3 separate regions of the Homo sapiens genome follow, and regions 1 and 2 are each linked to region 3. The links are chromatin contacts, found by Hi-C or POLR2A ChIA-PET in ENCODE. All regions are on one chromosome and are shown on one strand. Each heading gives the region's core, a stretch centred on a gene start or an enhancer-like site at or near the end of the contact. The rest is flanking DNA. Distances are from core to core; before and after follow the strand shown.

What was found. Hi-C counts contacts between places; a loop is a spot of excess contacts on that map. ChIA-PET counts read pairs that join two places held with the same protein, here RNA polymerase II (POLR2A). Pooled maps may share reads with other maps.
Region 1: a loop to region 3 is called in a pooled map, with 11 times the contacts of the local background. The contact joins the promoter of PA2G4 here to the promoter of COPZ1 in region 3. A Hi-C loop is called at or near these places in 3 of 50 pooled maps. POLR2A ChIA-PET finds 5 or more read pairs at or near these places in 2 of 52 experiments (CD4-positive, alpha-beta T cell and HepG2).
Region 2: a pooled map shows a loop between it and region 3 (8-fold over the local background). The contact joins the promoter of ORMDL2 here to the promoter of COPZ1 in region 3. A Hi-C loop is called at or near these places in 5 of 50 pooled maps. POLR2A ChIA-PET finds 5 or more read pairs at or near these places in 6 of 52 experiments (AG04450, BJ, CD8-positive, alpha-beta memory T cell and 3 more).

The regions. Positions count from the first base shown.
Region 1 is chr12:56,102,686-56,106,230 of GRCh38, forward strand. PA2G4 (proliferation-associated 2G4) reads left to right here and starts at 1,874. Exons shown (of 13, transcript NM_006191.3): 1 at 1,874-2,140. The coding sequence starts at 2,053. It overlaps ERBB3 (erb-b2 receptor tyrosine kinase 3), which reads left to right. Exons shown (of 28, transcript NM_001982.4): 28 at 1-820. LOC105369782 (a long non-coding RNA gene) reads right to left here and starts at 1,734. Exons shown (of 2, transcript XR_944995.4): 1 at 1,603-1,734; 2 at 1,129-1,233. RefSeq lists enhancers at 1,569-1,918, 1,929-2,148.
Region 2 is chr12:55,816,066-55,819,390 of GRCh38, forward strand. It overlaps ORMDL2 (ORMDL sphingolipid biosynthesis regulator 2), which reads left to right and starts at 1,976. Exons shown (of 4, transcript NM_014182.5): 1 at 1,976-2,047; 2 at 2,934-3,108; 3 at 3,277-3,325. The coding sequence starts at 2,935. SARNP (SAP domain containing ribonucleoprotein) reads right to left here and starts at 1,659. Exons shown (of 11, transcript NM_033082.4): 1 at 1,601-1,659. The coding sequence starts at 1,636.
Region 3 is chr12:54,323,782-54,327,481 of GRCh38, forward strand. It overlaps COPZ1 (coat protein complex I subunit zeta 1), which reads left to right and starts at 1,350. Exons shown (of 9, transcript NM_016057.3): 1 at 1,350-1,400. The coding sequence starts at 1,383.

The DNA of each region.
Region 1 (3,545 bases), core at 624-3,123, 1.8 Mb after region 3:
AAGTCGGGCATGGTGGCTCATGCCTGTAATCTCAGCACTTTGGGAGGCTGAGGCAGAAGGATTACCTGAGGCAAGGAGTTTGAGACCAGCTTAGCCAACATAGTAAGACCCCCATCTCTTTAAAAAAAAAAAAAAAAAAAAAAAAAAAACTTTAGAACTGGGTGCAGTGGCTCATGCCTGTAATCCCAGCCAGCACTTTGGGAGGCTGAGATGGGAAGATCACTTGAGCCCAGAATTAGAGATAAGCCTATGGAAACATAGCAAGACACTGTCTCTACAGGGGAAAAAAAAAAAAGAAACTGAGCCTTAAAGAGATGAAATAAATTAAGCAGTAGATCCAGGATGCAAAATCCTCCCAATTCCTGTGCATGTGCTCTTATTGTAAGGTGCCAAGAAAAACTGATTTAAGTTACAGCCCTTGTTTAAGGGGCACTGTTTCTTGTTTTTGCACTGAATCAAGTCTAACCCCAACAGCCACATCCTCCTATACCTAGACATCTCATCTCAGGAAGTGGTGGTGGGGGTAGTCAGAAGGAAAAATAACTGGACATCTTTGTGTAAACCATAATCCACATGTGCCGTAAATGATCTTCACTCCTTATCCGAGGGCAAATTCACAAGGATCCCCAAGATCCACTTTTAGAAGCCATTCTCATCCAGCAGTGAGAAGCTTCCAGGTAGGACAGAAAAAAGATCCAGCTTCAGCTGCACACCTCTGTCCCCTTGGATGGGGAACTAAGGGAAAACGTCTGTTGTATCACTGAAGTTTTTTGTTTTGTTTTTATACGTGTCTGAATAAAAATGCCAAAGTTTTTTTTCAGCTTCCTGTCTGTCAAATGAAGACATTTCGTATGTTAGATAAGAGATCTGCTCCTCAGCAGTGGATACTCACCTTTCTGTGTTCTGACAGTGCTACTCTGTCCCATGCAGCTTTCTCTAGTCCTACTATTACTTCTATTTCTTTAGAACAACCATAGCGCATAGTCCTTTTCATTAAGGGTTTTAGTAGGAATCTACAAGGCAACCAATTGGGAATAACAAAAAGAACCTACGTGCTTTAGGACTTATAAAAAGCCCTATAAGCCCTCCTTCAGAGGCCAAACACTGAAACCTCCAGATGCTTCTGAATTCATTATCTTAGAAAAGTCATCAAATCTTTTTATTTTTTCACGGTAAGAACTCTCAACAAACATGTCTTTCTGAACACTTCCCTTAGGTGCTCCATCCAGGTGCCTGTTATTGGAACAATAAAGTCATGTTACTTCATTAGGAGTCCGGCCTCTAGATTGCGAGGCCTTTAAATGGATGATCCCTCCGGTGTCTGGCTGCCCAGTTAGCCCCCGTTACCAGCACCCTTGGTCTTCTTCCACCTGTCTGCCCCTCCCTGTTCTCCCAGCTTCGGAGGACGACTGGACCGGCTGGGCGGGTTTCGCCAGCCGACCCAGGGATCCGAAGAAGGGCGCACCCAGCCTCCCCGACCTAGGTGTAGACACTGCCCACCCGCTGCGGCTCCACTCTACTCCACCCCTGCCCGCTCGACTTTAAACCTATTTCCCCGCCGTAGCTCCGCCCCTCTCCCCTCAGCCCGCCCCTCTCTGTTACTGGCTCTCGCTCAGCGTTCTCGGTGGAAGTGGTTTTTCCGGGAGAGACCACGCTTCCCCTCAAGCTCCCCAACGGCTCCGCCTTCCCGCCGGAGCCTGACCCTTCCCAGAGTGCCCGGCGATTCCGGCGTGCGAGGCCCTTGGAGGGCAAGGCCCCAGGGCCTGGCTTAGGAGCGCGAGAGGCAGGCTGGGAATTGTAGTTCGAAGGCCCTCGAGAGCGGCTAGAGTCTGGCGGCCGAGAGGACTAGTTGTCCCAGCGTGCCCTGCGCCTCAGCCCGCGCGCTCGCAGCTTCTCGCTCTCGCCTGCCTGCCCGCTCCCTTGCTTGCTCGCGCTTTCGCTCGCCCTCTCCTCGAGGATCGAGGGGACTCTGACCACAGCCTGTGGCTGGGAAGGGAGACAGAGGCGGCGGCGGCTCAGGGGAAACGAGGCTGCAGTGGTGGTAGTAGGAAGATGTCGGGCGAGGACGAGCAACAGGAGCAAACTATCGCTGAGGACCTGGTCGTGACCAAGTATAAGATGGGGGGCGACATCGCCAACAGTGAGTGCGGCCTCGGGGGTCGGGGAATCAAGGCTGATAGGGAAAGGTAACAGGCTGGCCCGGAAGGGGCTGGAGCGGAGGGGTCATGCGGACTGAGCTACTGAGGGGCCCGCACCGGTCCGCTGGGCACGGCGTGGTGGGAAGACCCGGTGTCGCGCCTGGGACCTGAGCGGGCAGGCCCAGGCTGAAGTCTATGGAGGTGCGGGTCGGCGACCAGGATGAGCGCAGAGAGGGGACCCTGGCAGGCTCCGACCCGAGGCCGTTTGTTAGGAGGCAAGACGTGTTTTCTCTTGTTCCTATCCTTCATTCCCGATTATTGCTTCCTCTGATTCTGGCAGCGGCGAGGCCACCTCGAAAAGGAAGCGCCCAGCTATTGGCGACAGAAGTGCCCCTCTGTTTTTGTAGCGTCTCCGGGGCGTCAGGAGCCAAGCCGGCACGTGTTGCTGGGTCCCATTGCGGATGGCTGGCCCCCTTCTTACTCCGCTAGTGTCCCTGACACCAGCTTCCCCACCACCAGCTTCCCCACCACGTGCTTTGCTGGAGCCTTTCCTTCTTTACTTCAGCTCTTACCCTGGTGGGGGCCCCCTTCTACCTTGGGCCAGCTAAGGAGACCGTTGGAGAGCACTCCTGGAGCTTCTAATGCAAGTCTTGGAGATATATATGGCTTTTCTTGAAGTTACTCATTACTACCACCTTTCCAATCTGTGCAGATAGTCTTAGTTAGCATTCACATTTGTTGTTCTCAGTGACTTGACAACTCAAATGTTTTGGGGTCTCCGTCTTATCCCAACTAGGCAAGCTTGTGAACATTACTGGAAAAGGGAGGACTGATTTTAGGATTTTCACAAGTCATCCTTACTCCAGGTGTGCTCTGACGATCTCAGCAGTTGCCTGTCACTCTAGGCAGATGCCACTTTCTCTTTTCTCTCTTTCCAGTTAGCCTTTCCATTTTATTCCAGTTAGGGAGATACAAACTGCTTGTCATTGTGCTTTTAAATGGTTTTAACAGCAAAGATGGTGGGGAACAGGTATTTAGGATGCCTCCCGTCCTGTGGGTGAAAATCTGAGTTTTACCAGCTTTCAAAGAATCACCAAAACTGAGATACCAAAAGTCAAACCTGTGCTTTATATCACAGTGGACATTTAGTATCGTACCCTGGTTTTTGGTGCCTTTTAGTATTTGAGATACTAGTGGTTTGAATCAGAAAATCTCTTACAGTTTATAACTTTGGCCTCATATTTCTTTTAGATAAGCCATGATCCCCCGAAATGAAACCCAGGGACCTTAGATTAAGTTTCCTTGGCTTATGCACTTGTTTATGAGGAAATAAGTCTATATAGATTGAGATTCCTAACACCTAATTAGAGTGTCTGAGAAAGGAATGCGGTAACATTTAACAGTGCA
Region 2 (3,325 bases), core at 726-3,225, 1.5 Mb after region 3:
CTTATCCAATCAAATACAAATTTTATATAGACCTGACAAATACAGATTTGATGGAAGGAGGAACTCCATAAACCAACACAATCTATAAATGCAAGTAAGTCATCGGGCAGCTGGTGACTTACTCCAGGGATTTCAAAAATAGGACAAATAGGAAGAAAATATTAGCTCTTCTATATATAGTTCCTTTTTATCTCATTCAAAAATTCCTTTTCTGTGTTATATTTTATAACAGTCCAGAAGTATACAATTTCTATAAGTACAGTATATATAAACAAAGTGGAGATGATTGCTCAATTTTTTTTAACTCATCACAATAAAGATCAAGAGACCGCTGATATAGTCTATGCATTTCAGTATCATCAAGTTAACAATAACTCCAGAATAACACAAAAACCCACTAACAGAGTTTAGAATCCAAGAGTAAGAAAAACATCAGTTTCACAGAAAGACTAATTGGGGTCAACTAATAAGTGACTAAAGAAGGGTCCTCTCCCTACCCTTACTACCCTTAAGCTTTCTTAACAGCAACAAAAACAAAAAAAAACTTTTCGAGCTTTAAAGGATCACTTTTCAGTTTCAGCTATATCAGCCTGGTTTGTCCAAAACATCTAATGGGAAAACTACTTGTGAAACCACAAACAGACAATTACTCAAGATATCTTAATTTACCCTAAAAGAAAATACTTTTTAAAATGTTCTTCTTTTTAATATATTTTTTTAACTTTTTTATATATCTAAGTGTGAAAAAACTACCAAGAGTCTCATAAGACAATTTAAAATAGCTTCTGTGATTCAGTGTCAGCCAATGGTAACACCAGGAGATGCAGGGCCCACCCGAGATATGAAATGGAACAGAGATAATCTTAACCTTGGAATTGTTTTTCCCAAATATTGCAGGTGTGAGTTCTCTCTGGTGGTTGGAGATGGTGTGTGAGGAAGGCTGGCGGGCCGAGAGCCGCGTGACAGAACTCGAAAACTTTTAAATCTGAGGTGTCTGTACTTCTACTATTCTCAAGACCTCCTCAACCCCAGGCTTCTAAGGCGAGACCGATCTTCTGAGAGGCCTCTCCCTGTTTCAAAATTCGGCTTGGGGCGTAATCCCACCTAGAAAAGGGGAGTGGAAGTATTTTCTGAGTGTCTGGTACCTATTTAGACAGAAATACACAAAAATGCCACCATTTGCTAACAGGGAAATCTCAGCTTCGGACGACAGACTGGAAACATCATCCCAGGGAAGAAAAACGGATCCTGGCTCCGACATGGGGCAAAAAGGAGGGACCAACTGACGTAATGCAGCCCTGAAAAGCAACGAAGAGTATAACAGGTAGAAGGCACTTACACAACCCAGTGGGGAAGGGTGACGGACGATACAATGATGAAGGAAGCAGAAATAACAAATAAATATAGCAGTAAAGCCGTGAGGAGAAATGGGAAATTAGGGAAGGCGTAGTGTGGAAGGGTGGCACAAAAGAGCTACGGCGGGAGCCGAGAAACGAAGTGGAAAAGGCTGCACGGAGAAGACGTAGGAGAAGGCGCAAGCTACCCTGTAGAATTCAGTTCCTAGAAAAGTCCAACTCAGCCCTTCCCCGATTCACGGTACCTTTAGCTTATGGAGCTCCACCGTCTCGGTCGCCATCTTGTTACCCCTCACTCCACTAGGCCCCCACCCGCGGCCTCCGCCTCCAGGAGCTCCCGCCTTAGGCGTAGAGATGCAAGGCTGACCAATCGTTGTCACTCTTGCTCCCACGCCATACCATCAGCTCTTCCCATTGGTCAATAGCTGACGTCGCTCTCACTTCTCTAGGCAGCTTGCCCCACCTCTTTCAAAAGGTGGAACTGGGAGAGGGGCGGGCACTGTATCTTGCGAACGACAGAAATGGCAACCAACTGTGCTTCTGCATTACAGACCACCAACCAATGGGTGGTGGCAGCGCTGATTCTGTTCCTCCAATAGGAAAGGGGCAGAAGGAGAGGCGTTACTTCCTGGAGACTTCAGGTGTGGTAGCCGGCGCCGCGCCCATAGCCGGACGGGGATCTGAGCTGGCAGGTAGGAGCTGCAAAGACTGTAAGGGTTGCTGAGGAAAAATGGTGGGAGGCGAAAGGGGCGCCGAGGGAGTGGTGACCTAAATACTGAGAGGGGAGCGCTGAAGGGAGCCCTGAAAAAACCGATGAACATGAGGAGGAAGCTGGGAGGGGCATGGGGCGGGCTTAAGGAACTGGCGGTGGGGCTGGGGCGGGCAAGAGCCGCTTCCTAACCAGACATCATCAGCTTTAGAGCTACCACAATTTTAAAGATCCGAGTTCAGATAATCACTGCTGCCCCTGGAGTCAGAGCCAAGGCTCCACCTTTCGAGGTATTGAGCTCAGGTCCCTTCCTAACCCAGTCCAGAAGCCGTGGGCAAGTTGTTGTCGTGCCCCACGCTTGAGAGAAGTAATGGGGATGCAGACTGTTTACATGCCACGGAGGTGAGAGAGAGGGTGGACAAGCCCCAGAGAACAAAGTGGGGACCAGAGTGAGCTTTACTCTGTCATCCCTTCTTAGTGGTTCTTTGATGATTCCATGACTTTCGCCTGGAATTCTGGGTGTACGTGACCTCTTCATGGTTATTAACTTCTTCAGCAAAGTCAGATACTCCTATTTCCCTTGCTCCCTGAAGTGAGTGCCCCAAGCCTACACATACACCTTCATGTTACAGTTGACGTGTAAAGATCAGAGCAATAATGACTATGTCTCTGAAATGTAGTGAGGACTCTTCTTGTCTTTTAAAGTTTTCCCCAAGTCTTCAGTTTTTATTTTCTGCGTGATGGGTAAGTTCTTCATTCCCAATAGAGTTCAGGGGATTGGGGCTATCTGAGAGACAACTGGGAGATAGCTCAAGAGGGGTTGAGAAAAAACTGAGCTGGACTCCTGCCTGATCCCCCATTACGGCTAGGATGAATGTGGGGGTGGCACACAGCGAAGTAAACCCCAACACCCGAGTGATGAATAGCCGAGGCATCTGGCTGGCCTACATCATCTTGGTAGGATTGCTGCATATGGTTCTACTCAGCATCCCCTTCTTCAGCATTCCTGTTGTCTGGACCCTGACCAACGTCATCCATAACCTGGTGAGCACTAAACCACGCCCTTGTACCCACCCCAGGGTTTCCCAACCAAAAGCAAAATAAAATCACCAATTGTTTGGGGATTTATGTGTTCCTTTTGGGATCTTAACATAATTCTTTGACTGAAAAACTACTTTCTGCCCCTCACACTGCCACCTTCCCTGTTCCCAGGCTACGTATGTCTTCCTTCATACGGTGAAAGGGACACCCTTTGAGACTC
Region 3 (3,700 bases), core at 100-2,599:
CTTGTTGCCCAGGCTGGAGTGCAATGACGAGATCTCGCCTCACCTCAACCTCCGCCTCCCAGGTTCAAGTGAGTCTCCTGGTTCAGCCTCCCGAGTAGCTGGGATTACAGGCATGTTCCACCACGCCCGGCTAATTTTGTATATATGTATATTTTTTGAGACGGAGTCTCGCTCTGTCACCCAGGTTGGAGTGCAGTGGCGCGATCTCAGCTCACTGCAAACTCCGCCTCCTGGGTTCACGCCATTGTCCTGCCTCAGCCTCCAGAGTAGCAGGGACTACAGGCGCCCGCCACCCACGCCCGGCTAATTTTTTGTATTTTTAGTAGAGACGGGGTTTCACTATGTTAGTCAGGATGGTCTTGATCTCCTGATCTCGTGATCCGCCCGCCTCGGCCTCCCAAAGTACTGGGATTACAGGTGTGAGCCATCACGCTCGGCCTGTATTTTTTTTTTTTAGTAGAGACGGGGTTTCTCCATGTTGGTCAGGTTGGTTTCAAACTCCCGACCTCAGATGATCCGCTCGCCTCGGCCTCCCAAAGTGCTGGGATTACAGGCTTGAGCCACCGCGCCCAGGCACAACGGCTTGTTTCTATTGGAAAACCCCAGAATTTACTCCCTATAACCCCTCTCTTATTCTAATCCCATCCCTTTCCCCGTTTGTCCCGCAAACCCCATCTCCAAAGCCGATTTCACGTTGAGCTCAAGTTGGCCTTTACAAACTGACTTCTCATGTTCCTCAGGCCCAGCAAAGCCTGGAACTCCACCTTAGGGAGATTGTTATTGCGACTATCAACTCCTGGCAGCCTTGGTTTATGTAGTTAACATGTTGGGCCTTTCTTGGCTCTACTCTATGGTTGTGCAGACTTTCTGTGAGGATGCTGAAGTGACCTGAGCGAGCATGAGGGAAGGGCTAGCCACAGAGATCATGGACCTAATGCGGGCGCTGAAAATAGGGATTAGGGCAGGATTCCGGTTAGAAAGCGCCAGTGTTAAAGGCTAAGGAGACACAGCGCCCCCTAAAGAGGGTGCGGTTTAAAAATCGCTAAATCAGTCCGACAATATCACGTGTCCTCGGCCCTACCAATTGAAAATTAACAATCGCTTCTTCTGTTCCCCATGGAAACAACCCCGCCCCACTAACCCTCCCGCCCCAATGAGTCGTGAGGTTTTGGCGTTTTATTGAGTATTCAAGCTGACAATCAAACACCTGAGCCTTCTGGTTGGACACTTTGCTTCCGGTAAGCAAGCTAGTACAATAATTGGCCAATAAAGCAAGCCTTACCCAATGATCCTTATCCTAGGCGGGGCCTAATGGGAACGTATGGCCAATCAGCGGCGGCGTTTCTTTTGCGGCTCCACGTCGGCACCAGCTGCGGGGCAAGATGGAGGCGCTGATTTTGGTAGGAGCTGGAGGGGCAGCAGAGATGCTGTGGTGTCCACAGGGGCCGGGAGTCAGGGTTCAGCCCGAGTGGGAGACGGGGAAAGAGAGTTCCGGGTAATTCTTGGGGACTGAGCGTTCTGCTGACCTTTGGAATAAGTGTGTGGCCTAGTGTAGGAGCTAAAGCCTTGGTTTAGAGTAGGAAGCCCTGCCGGGGAGAGGGCATAGAGTCGGTGGAAAGTTGAAGGCAGCACATGGACTCCTTAGGATACACAGACCTGTAGGCGTACTGGATTAGGACCCTTCAGGTTGCCCCTTATTTTTAGCATTGTGGATGATACCCTGATTTTAATTTACCAAACCACCAAACTCGCCCCATATTGTAAGAAAAGAATACAGATGTTTTGTCGTTACAGACTCCTCCTGATGGTTTCCCAAGTTTGACTCTCCATTGCCGATTCCCTGCCACATTCCTTCAGGAAACTGTTTTGTCTTCGGTTTCCTGTTAATCCCTATTATATAGGTTTGTCAAATAATCAGTATTCCATCAAAGTTCTGGGATACCTGATAAAGTTAGCATGGATTGTGGAATATTTTTTCTAGACTCCTTATTCTGTTCTCCTTTTCTCTACCCATTTAGACCTTAGGAATTCTTTTTTTTTTTTTTTTTTTTTGAGACCGAGCCTTGCTCTGTCACCCAGGCTGGAGTGCGCACGTGGCGCGATCTTGGCTCACTGCAATCTCCACCTCCCGGGTTCAAGCTATTCTCTTGCCTCAGCCTCCCGCGTAGTTGGGACTATAGGCGCGTGCCACCACGCCCGGCTATTTTTTTTGTATTTTTAGTAGAGACGTGGTTTCACCATGTTGGCCAGGCTGGTTTCGAACTCCTGACCTCAAGTGATCCGCCCGCCTCGGCCTCCCAAAGTGCTAGGATTACAGGCTTGAACCACCGCGCCTGGCCAGGAATTATTATTATTATTATTATTATTATTATTTTTGAGACGGAGTCTCACTCTGTCGCCCAGGCTGGAGTGCAGTGGTACGATCTCGGCTCACTGCAAGCTCCGCCTCCCGGGTTCACGCCATTCTTCTGCCTCAGCCTCCGGAGTGGCTGGGACTACAGGCGCTCGCCACCACTCCCGGCTAATTTTTTGTATTTTTTAGTAGAGACGGAGTTTCACCGTGTTAGCCAGGATGGTCTCGATCTCCTGACCTCGTAATCCACCCGCCTCGGCCTCCCAAAGTGCTGGGATTACAGGCGTGAGCCACTGCGCCGGGCCAGGAATTCTTATTGTATGATCTAGGATGCTAATTTCTCCCTCTCTGGTTACATGAGAATTGTGGTCGCTAAAGGGCTGTATTAGCCCTCTTGTCCATATGATGCTTTATGCTTGTTCTAACAAATAAAATACCTGTTACCCCTTTTTAGAACTGGACCAGAGAATTTCTCTCAAAAGTGCCCTATTTTGCGATTTGGAGGGGTGTGTGTGTGTGTGTGTGTGTGTGTGTGTGTGTGTGTGTAGGTAGGTAGGTAGTATAGTGTAGGAATTTAACTCCCAGCCTTCTTCCTTAATTGGCTTGAACTCTAGGCCTCTTTCCAAAGAAGCTTGTCTTTTATTTTCCTTCAGATCTCCTAAGCATACACATTCAGATCCTCATCAGATAAAAGAATAACAGGTTTTAATTCCTCTCTTTCAGTTAAAGACAGTTAATTCCTTATGTCGGTTGGTCAAATATAGGTAAAAAGCTTAAAATCTGAGTAGTTTTAAATATTTTCTGTACCAAGCAGTTAACAAGTATTCTTTTTTTTTTTTTTTTTTTTTTTTTTTTTTTTTTTTTGAGATAGAGTCTGGCTGTGTTGCCCAGGCTGGGGTGCAGTGGTGCAATCTTGGCTCACTGCAACCTCCGCCTCCCAGAATCAAGCAATTCTCATGCCTCAGCTTCCTGAGTAGCTGGGGTTACAGGCACGCGCCACCATGCCCAGCTAATTTTTGTATTTTTAGTAGAAACAGGGTTTCTCCATGTTTGCCAGGCTGGTCTAGTCTTGAACTCCTGACCTCAAGTGATCTGCCTGCCTTGGCCTCCCAAAGTGCTGGGATTACAGGTGTGAGTCACTGCACCCCGGCCAGTTAGCAAGTTTTTTTTTTTTTTTTTGGAAACAGAGTCTCGCTGTGTCACCCAGGCTGGAGTGCAGTGGTGTGATCTCACCTCACTGCAACCTCTGCCTCCTGGGTTGAAGCAATTTCTCCTGCCTCAGCCTCACGAGTAGCTGGGACTACAGGCACGTGCTGCCACACCTGGCTAACTTTTTTGTATTTTAGT